Linked DNA regions of Homo sapiens: region 2 is linked to region 1. Evidence: chromatin contacts called from ENCODE Hi-C or POLR2A ChIA-PET data. All regions are on one chromosome and are shown on one strand. Each heading gives the region's core, a stretch centred on a gene start or an enhancer-like site at or near the end of the contact. The rest is flanking DNA. Distances are from core to core; before and after follow the strand shown.

Region 1 (4,201 bases), core at 1,110-3,609:
CTAGGAAAAACCAGACCTACAGATTAAAAAAAAAAAAAAATCACCTCCAAGCAGCAGTCTCTTTGCTTTTTCACATGTTTGGAAAGAGAAGTCAACATACTACAGCTCTAAATTATCACCATCGTCATTATTATTATGGATAACGTTTCCTCTGTTCCAAATTAGACCCTCCTCTGGGCAAATAGGGCTTGCGAGTTAAAAGTGAATGAGTTCAGTCTCCTTCTTCTTCCCGGAGGAAAAAAAAAAAGGAAAAATAGCATGCGATGACGTCAGTTGTGGGTTGTTGGGGGGAATCACTGTATCGCTCTCCTTTGATAGCTGGAAAGCGGGGGCTTCGGGAGACGTATTCTTGGGATAGCAGCAGAGTGTGGGTCTCCTAAAGGGGTCTTCATGTCAACTGGATAGTCAGTGCTACATCTGTGAAAGTCCAAGCCATGGAAAGACAGGAAGAAGCAGAACTGCCCGGAGAGCTCACAGCTTTCCCTTCTAAGAAAGTGTGTGTGTGAGGGGGTGGGATCGCAAAACGCCTTCACACGTTTCCTGGCTGCAGTGAAGGGGGAACCCCTACTCTCACTTTAAGACGTCCCAGGACATGGCAAGATTGTTTGTGCAGAAAGGGAATCTCCCAGACAGAAAAGGCAAAACTTTCCTCCTCTCTTCCAGCGCCGCCCCCACCTCCGCTCCCCAGTTTTATTAAAGGCATTTCCACAGATTCATTTAGAGGGGGGAAAATGGATGCTGGAGCATTTCTAAGGTTTGCAATCCTCGCAAAGTGTCCGATTTCACTATAGGCTTTGCTGTGGAACAGCGAAGGGGAGAGAGAGGGAGGTTGAGGAGGGAGAACTCAAATTCATTACGGGCTCATAAAGTCCCATATGAGAAAAGCGCCCCGTTTCGCAGCCGCGTCTGGGGAACGCTGGCGGGGTATGCGTTAGGAAGGTCTCGTCCCAGCCCCGAGTGACAGGCAATGGGCTTTAAAAGCTAGGACATGGGATGGCGTGGAGGGGGTGAGGGTGAGTCCCAGAGGCAGGCTTCAATCAGTGAGCAACTTTGGGGCACTTCGAGGACTTCTAAGTCCTGGCCATTACAACAACCTTGCCCTTGCCGGCTTTCAGGGGAATGGGGCCTAATGAAGGGGAGTTACCTCCATTAAAACGTCAAAGAAATCAACGGTCCCCAAGTCTCCTTTCACATGCATCTCAATTGGGTCATCCTCCCTTTCATCCCAAAAGGAGAGAGTGCATCTGACCATTCGGAGCACGGGTTACGTGCCCTAGGCTCCGGGAACCAGCCCTCACTGGCCGAGGGTCCGCGGGGCCGCCAGGAGGGCTCCCCAGGTTCCTCCCAGGGATGGAGCAGCTACGCCTTCCGAGTGTGCCCATTCCACCGATGGAGCAAAGTGAGGCTCTCAGCTCGCCCGGATGTCTCTGCGCCGCTCGCGGGGCAGCTCTCGCACAGACACGCCCGCAAGCCCCCGACCCGCCCGCCACCCGCGCCCAGACACCCGCGAGCCTCTGGGGCCGCAGGGACGGTGCAGCGCCCGCCGAGGCGCCCTCACCTACCTGTGATCACTGCCGGAGACCTCTGGCCCCCCTCCGCTCGCAGCCACACTTGCAGCGTGAACGCGTCCCGGGGCAGCTCGAGGTCGGCCCGGAGGCGCAGCTGCTCGCCTCGCCCGCTGAAATAGAGCGCCCGGCTCGGCGGGCTCGGCTCCTCGGTGGCGCCCCTCGCCTCCCGCTGCTGCCGCCGCCGGGGGACGCGCACGGCTTCCCAGGCACCGCCCGGCGGCGGCGGCGGCGGCGGCGAGGCGCGGCGGCCGCGGGCCGCCCGGGTGGCGCAGGTGGCCGGGCCGGCGGCGGGGCGCGGGGGTCGGCCGGCCCGCGGGTCTCTCCGGGCCCGGCGGGGACGCTCGGCCAGCCCGCAGCCCAGCGCGGCGCTCAGCAGCCCCAGGTGCAGCACCCAACTCCAGAGCCGCATGTCCGACGGTTCCCCCCGCCCCCCCTTCGCCCCTGCACCGCCACCCGGAGCTGCCAGCTTTGGGAGCCTCGGCGCCTCGACTTTCTTCGCTTCTTCACCCTTCTTGGGCGAGCCCCCCTTTCCACTTGCTTTTTTCTTTTCTTTCTCGCTTTCCTCCTCAAGGTGTGTGCTCCACTCTCCCCACCTTTGAAAAATACAGCCCAACTCCTCCTGGTTGGCAATTAATTTCTCTCCCCGCTCCTTTATCTGCCTTATTTTTCCCCTAACAGCTGGTTGCCTTCCTCCTTGTTTTATTTCATTTTATTTTATATGATTTCTCGCTCCAAAAAAAAGCTCCTCTTAAGACTGATCCGCTGAATTCCCTCCCCCCAAAAGATGCTCTAATTTATTTATTTTTTGCGTCCTTTATAACACAAGCCACAGCCCCCTTCTCCCCCCCCAAGTCCCCCCTCCCCTCCCTCCTTCTTCTCAAAATGAAAGGAAAGAGGGGGAAAAAATCCCTCAGAAGATGAGTAAACAAGCGTATGCTAATCTGCTCCCCAGCGCTCCACCTTCCCAATTGAATGAGTCCCTGTTAAAACTGCGGGGATCATGACTAATCAATCAGTTTGGAGAGGCCGAGCTATCCAGCTTTCCTTCACTTTGCCTTTTGCCTCCTTTCCTTCGCTCCCGCTTCTCCACCACCCCCTCCTTTTCTCTCTCTCTCTCTCTCTCTTTTTTTTTTTTTTTTTTTAAGGAGACAATCTTAAAGTAACAATTTAATGAAATTCTGTACACACCCCCTTACGGTCCTCCCAGCTCTCATTCCTGCTCAAAACACACATTCCTGTTTTTGTTTTGTTTTGCTTGCTTTTTTTCCCTCCCTCACTCCCCCCACTTATTATTATTATTTCTGATGGCAGGAGAAAAATCTGTCTCTTCTCTTAGGATCCCCTTTGCACTTTGCTGGTAAACCTCATCCTTTTCTGTAGCACATAAAGAGTCTTGAAACTTGATTCTTAGATTTTTTTTTTTAATTCTCTCTCTCTGTCTCTCCCTCCCTCCCTCTCCCTCTCTTTCTCTTTTTCTCACTCTCTCCCTTACTCTTCTTCCCGCTTCCTCTCCCTTTACCTCTTTCCCTCTTCTTTTCCCTGTCCTTTTCCCTCTCAGAATTTCCTTAAAGTTGTACGATGATGAACCATTCCCCTCTTTTCTGAGCCCCCAGATAAGGCTGGCTTCAGCTAACCCAAATGTTTCCAAAGTTCTTATGGAATCATCAGAAGAAAATAGAAGAAAGGCACTGTCCAGGACATCTGCCTTTCAGAAGCTGTAGTCCTAGTACAACTGGGTCTCTGAATTTCCCCGAATACTCTTTAAAATACTCTGTTGGTCATTAGAAATTATTTTAATTTTATAAGAAGAAAATGAGAGAAAAATATTAATTTGCCTAATGTTTTCAACTTAAGCAATTCAGGTCCTCTGAAATTGTTAAAGTCACAGGTAAGGATCTGACCATTTGCTGCTTTGTAGGTCTGTTTTTGAACTGGGACATACATGTAATATATTTTTTTCTTCTTTTTTCCCCCTCTTTATAGAACTCAAAAGCTCCCCCTTATGGCAAAACAGATCTTCTTTTATTTTGTCCAAGTGTTTAATAAGTCAAAACATGTTAGCAATGGTGGATTACAAGCTATTAATTACCAATCTATTCCAATAAGGTAGTGATAAAAATATTCTGTGTGAAGTTTGCATGTGAATAGCGTGCTGAAAGTCTGCGATAAAATTAACTCCACTAAATTGTAACTTTCTTCTTCAATTGCTCTTATCTTCCGAGCTGCTCCAGATCTTTCTTGAGAGCTAGGAACATTGCTACACGCTTCAGGAAGAGAGAAAACCAAGGAAGAATGTTTGTTGGCAAAAGTATGACGATTTGTCGGATGAGCAAATGACTCAGACATCCCCTCTATGAAAGCTGGAATGCGATATATGCAAAGATTATGGAAGCTTTCTGAAAATGGGAGATCTCAGATTCATACCTTCCTAGTTTAGAAAGAAGTTGCTGAATAGTCTTAGACTAAGAACGTTTGAACTCTGTTTCTGTAGTCATAAAATGAAAATAGCACAATACCCTAAATGTGTTTCCAGAGACTGGCTGGAGGAAAGAAAATCTTGGGTGCACAATGTCATGAATAAAGAATTTGCCTAAGCAAATCTTTGACTTTTTGCAACTCCAAGTCATCTGTAA
Region 2 (4,201 bases), core at 527-3,026, 480 kb after region 1:
AATATTTTATCTGAAGTTGGTTGCCTCTATATACATACGGAGAGAGAGAGAGAGAGGAAAGAAAGGAAAGAAAGAAAGAAGGAGGGAAGGAAGGAAAGAAAGAGAAAGAAAGAAAGAAAGAAAAAGGAAGAAAGAAAGAAAGAAAGAAAGAGATATATTTATTATAAGGAATTGGCTCATGTGATTATGGGTACTTGAAAGTCCCAGGATCTACAGGGTGAGTCAGGAAGCTGGAGTGGAGACTGAGGAGAGCTGACGGTTTAGTTCCTGTCTGGACTGTCAGGCTTGAGACCTAAAAAGAGCAAATGTCCCAGTTCAAAGGTCATTAGGAAGAAAGACTTCTCTGTTACTTAGCCTTTTTGTTCTACTTGGACCTTCCATTGATTAGATGAGGCCCACCTACATTAGCAAGGGCAATCAATATTCTTTACTCAGCCTACCAATTTAAATGTAATCTCATTCCAAAACATCCTCACAGAAACAGAATAATGTTTGTGTAAATATTTGGGCACCATATGGCCCAGTCAAGTTGACACATAAAATTAACCATCATGGCACTACTAAATCTTGGAGAAGAAACTTCCACCATGGTGGAGCTAGGACTCTTTAAAGATGTAATATTTGAGCAAAAACTTGAATATTATGAAGGAATTGAAGGAATCATGAGATTCTTGGGTAAGAGCCTTTTCCTCAGTTACAGAGGGAAGACCAGAGCCAATGACCATGAGTCACAGCGGGTTACATGCTCTAGGAATAGGAAGGATGCTAAGATAGCTTGTGTGAGAATGAGTGTTGGAAGCAGTGATAATAAAGTTCATAGATATAGCCAGGTGTCAGATCATGCATGGCTTTGTAGGACATCAAAAGGCACATCGATTATATTCTATTTGTGACAAGTAAGGACTAGAAGAATTTGAGCCGGGAAAGGACATTCAGTGCTTTGAGAAAAAAACATAAGATTACGAGACAAGAATAAAAGTAGGAAGATCAATTGAGAGCCTGTTTGTATAATTCAGTTTCATTTTCTTGAAATTAGACTACAGAATGTATACTGGCGGGTTGCGGTAAGTGTCCCAATTTGAATGCTGCTCACTACATAGACAGCCCAACCTTTCATGTGTACCTTCCTTAAGAATTCTGGAGTAAAGTGTGGAAGCTGACATACATTAAGGTTATTGACCACCTCTGATCTCAGAGGGCAGATATTACTCTCAGGATTTCCTTTGCAGCATTAGAAGCTGCAGGCTCATTAGACTCCAAATATGTGAACCACCACCACATGTCAACTTTGATTTAAAGCAAAGGAGCTGGCATTGCTTGAAGGTGAGGTCACTGGAATCGGAGCCTTGATGAAGTTTCTCAGAAAGAAAACATTGTGCTGTGTTTGTGTCTCCCTCACATTCCTCTTTCCCCCTCGCCTCACTTCCCACCACATGTGGGTTGGCTGTTCCTAAGGCCCCAGGGATTGAAGGAAAGGCGTTGAGTTTGGAGCATATCAAAGAGTCTACACAAAACCAGGGAGAAGTCCCCCTCAACCTGGGCACAGTTTTCCAAGGAAAGATATTCTAATTTTGATGGGAGAAAGAGACTGGGAGAAGAAGCTACTTCAGCCTGTTACAGAAAACAACTCTTGGTGTGTGTTCATGGAATTCGCTACATAATAAGGAAGCTGATTCTCCAGCTGTGAGTCAGAGTCTGGCTGATGTAAAACGATGAAAGAAAAAGCCCCTAGAGGTTTACACACAGGCAAAATTTCCAGGATTGTGTCCCCATTAACAAAGGCTGGGACCAGGGAGTAAGGTTACCTGGGTTTCAAGATCAGTCCATTCACAGGGGTCATGCAAGACTGAGCTAGTTAATTTTCTCCTTTGGCTTCAGTGTCCTCTTCTGTAAAGTACGGGTAATAATGTTATTTCGTTTGCAGGGTTAATATGAGGAGGAGAAGACATAATGCATGGGAAAATGCTTTGTAAATTCCAAAGCTATTACCAGTATAAGTTTGTTTTACTTCATACCATTCAACTAATATTTATATTGAAAATCCCTTTGCTTCTATTCCTGTTCTAGGTCTGGAGATTGAACCACAGTCGAGTACCTAGTGGAGACAGAAAGTTAAAATCATGTTGTTTGTTTGTAAAAGTGGAAGTGTTGGTTGGGTGTGAACAGTTTGATTCCTTAGAAGTGAGTTGGAACTCACCTTAGAAGATAGTTATTCATTGTATATCCAAAATTCCTTTCTACTCCAGTCTTTGTCTCAGAAGATGCTATTATATGATACCCATCCAATTGCTCAAAACAAAAGCCTAGGAGTCTTTGTTGATTCTTTTATTTTTTTCTTTTTTTGAGACAGAGTCTTGCTCTCTTGCCCAGGTTGGAGTGCAGTGGCACGACCATGGCTCACTGCAGTCTCAAATTCCTGGGCCCAAGTGATCCTCCCACCTCAGTCTCCCAAGTAGCTAGGACCACAGGCATGCACCATCACCACACATGGCTAGCCCAGCCTTTTTTTTTTTTTTTTTTTTTTTTAGATAGAGGGGTCTCCCTCTGTTGCCCAGGTTGGACTCAAAGTCCTGCGCTCAAGCAATCTTACTGTCTCAGCTGCCCAAAGTATTGGGACTATAGGCATGAACCACTGTACCCTGCCAATTATTTTCTTTACTCCTTCCACATCCAGCCTATCAGAGAGTCCTATTTCCTCTGCCTGAAGAAAATATCTTGAAATCTCTCCTCCCCTGCCCATCTCTACTGCTGTCACTCTGATGCAAGGCCTTCTGTCACTGCTTACATGAAAGTTTCCAACTGCTTTCTCTGTCTCCAGTATTATCATCTATCCTACAGCAAACAGGTCTCTTAAAGATACCATACCATTTCTTCAAGAAGCTGAGGTAGGAGAATCACTTGAATCCCGGAGGCGGAGATTGCAGTGGTCGCACCACTGCACTCCAGCCTGGTGACATAGTGAGACTCCGTCTTAAAAAAAAAAAAAATGCCATACAATTTCCTGCTAACCCCTCTAACCGCCTAGATTTCAAACTCCTTAGCATGGCCACTCATGCCTTATGTCATCTGGCCTCTGTCTTCAAGCTAATTGCTCTCTCCAATGGTTTAGTCTACTATAAGTACACTGGCATTCTTGCTGTACTTCAAGAGAATGTTACTACTATCTTGGAGCATTTCACTGGCTGTTTCCTTTTCCTGAAAAGCTCTGATCCCAGATCATTGCCTCCTTCTCAGGTCTCAGCTCAAATGTCTTGACCTCAGAGAAGCTTCTGTCACCACCCAATATAACGACTGCCAGCCTAGTCACTTTCTGACTATGGTGCTTTTTGTTTCCTGTGCATTTATCATTATTTGCAATGATCTTGTTCAGTTGCTTACATCTTTGTTGTCCATGGTCACCTATCTCAGAAACTCTATGGGAACTGGCATCTTCTTTATCTATCTAGTTCAGTACTGTACCTGGCTGCCAATCTCACCATGATACACAGGAAACCTGGTCAGGTCCACAATCAATAGCTTCAGAGTGGATCCAAAGGCCCCTTTTATTTTTAGGAAAGCACTTTATAGTACCTTTTAGGGCTAAATCTAAAAATCTAACCCACCTAAATCCACCCTAGTTATGCAGGAATATCTAAGGTGAATGACAGGATCTAAGGTAAATTCTGCAGATTTAGAGAAGTTTTCTGTTCAGTGATATCAATTGGTTGTTTTTTGTGTTTTTAAAAAAACAACTCATACTTCAGAAAATTGCTTCCCTGGAAAACAATATTTTTCCTAAATTTGGATTTTGACTTGCCCAGGGCTATAAATCATAGGGTGTTCTTGTGGAGTTATCAGCAGCTGCATACAAAAGGAGAGTAGATGGAAAGGAATTGTCAGCAGGGGTTTGTTGATTGGATATGTTCATCATCTCACTCTGGTGAAAAGCTTGTTAAAAAAAGAAAAAAAGGAATGAACAGAACTCAGCATTGGAAAGAACACAGACTGAATACCCTTACTTGGTATTATTTACCAAAGCATAGACATGTACCAAACAAGGAAGAACACCTTGTATACTCTGGATCAAGGGGCCATAATAAGTGTAAGTGGGTAAGTGTAAGGTTAAGGTTAAGGTGAATAAGTGTAAGGTGAAGCAAATGTATATTCTCTGTCATCAATTACACAGGAAATTTTGTAATCCTGTTGCAGAAGATGAGGCCTG

The links. Hi-C counts contacts between places; a loop is a spot of excess contacts on that map. ChIA-PET counts read pairs that join two places held with the same protein, here RNA polymerase II (POLR2A). Pooled maps may share reads with other maps.
Region 2: a map of PC-9 shows a loop between it and region 1 (7-fold over the local background). The contact joins the enhancer-like site here to the promoter of PAPPA in region 1. A Hi-C loop is called at or near these places in 4 of 168 maps with a recorded cell type or tissue (IMR-90, PC-9, chondrocyte and 1 more) and 2 of 50 pooled maps. POLR2A ChIA-PET finds 5 or more read pairs at or near these places in 7 of 52 experiments (A549, A673, AG04449 and 4 more).

The regions. Positions count from the first base shown.
Region 1 is chr9:116,151,949-116,156,149 of GRCh38, reverse strand. PAPPA (pappalysin 1) reads right to left here and starts at 2,359. Exons shown (of 22, transcript NM_002581.5): 1 at 1,563-2,359. The coding sequence starts at 1,977. RefSeq lists a silencer at 493-582.
Region 2 is chr9:115,670,331-115,674,531 of GRCh38, reverse strand. It overlaps LOC105376235 (a long non-coding RNA gene), which reads right to left. Exons shown (of 7, transcript XR_930270.3): 6 at 2,016-2,095; 7 at 1,704-1,887. Among named protein-coding and RNA genes, the nearest start is that of LINC00474, 250 kb to the left of the region's middle. RefSeq lists an enhancer at 1,252-2,451. Within about 2 kb of position 1,776, at least 10 of the 41 ENCODE cell types and tissues checked have a DNase peak (open chromatin) inside an H3K27ac peak, as active enhancers do; they include A673, IMR-90 and PC-9, where a contact is called at or near this core.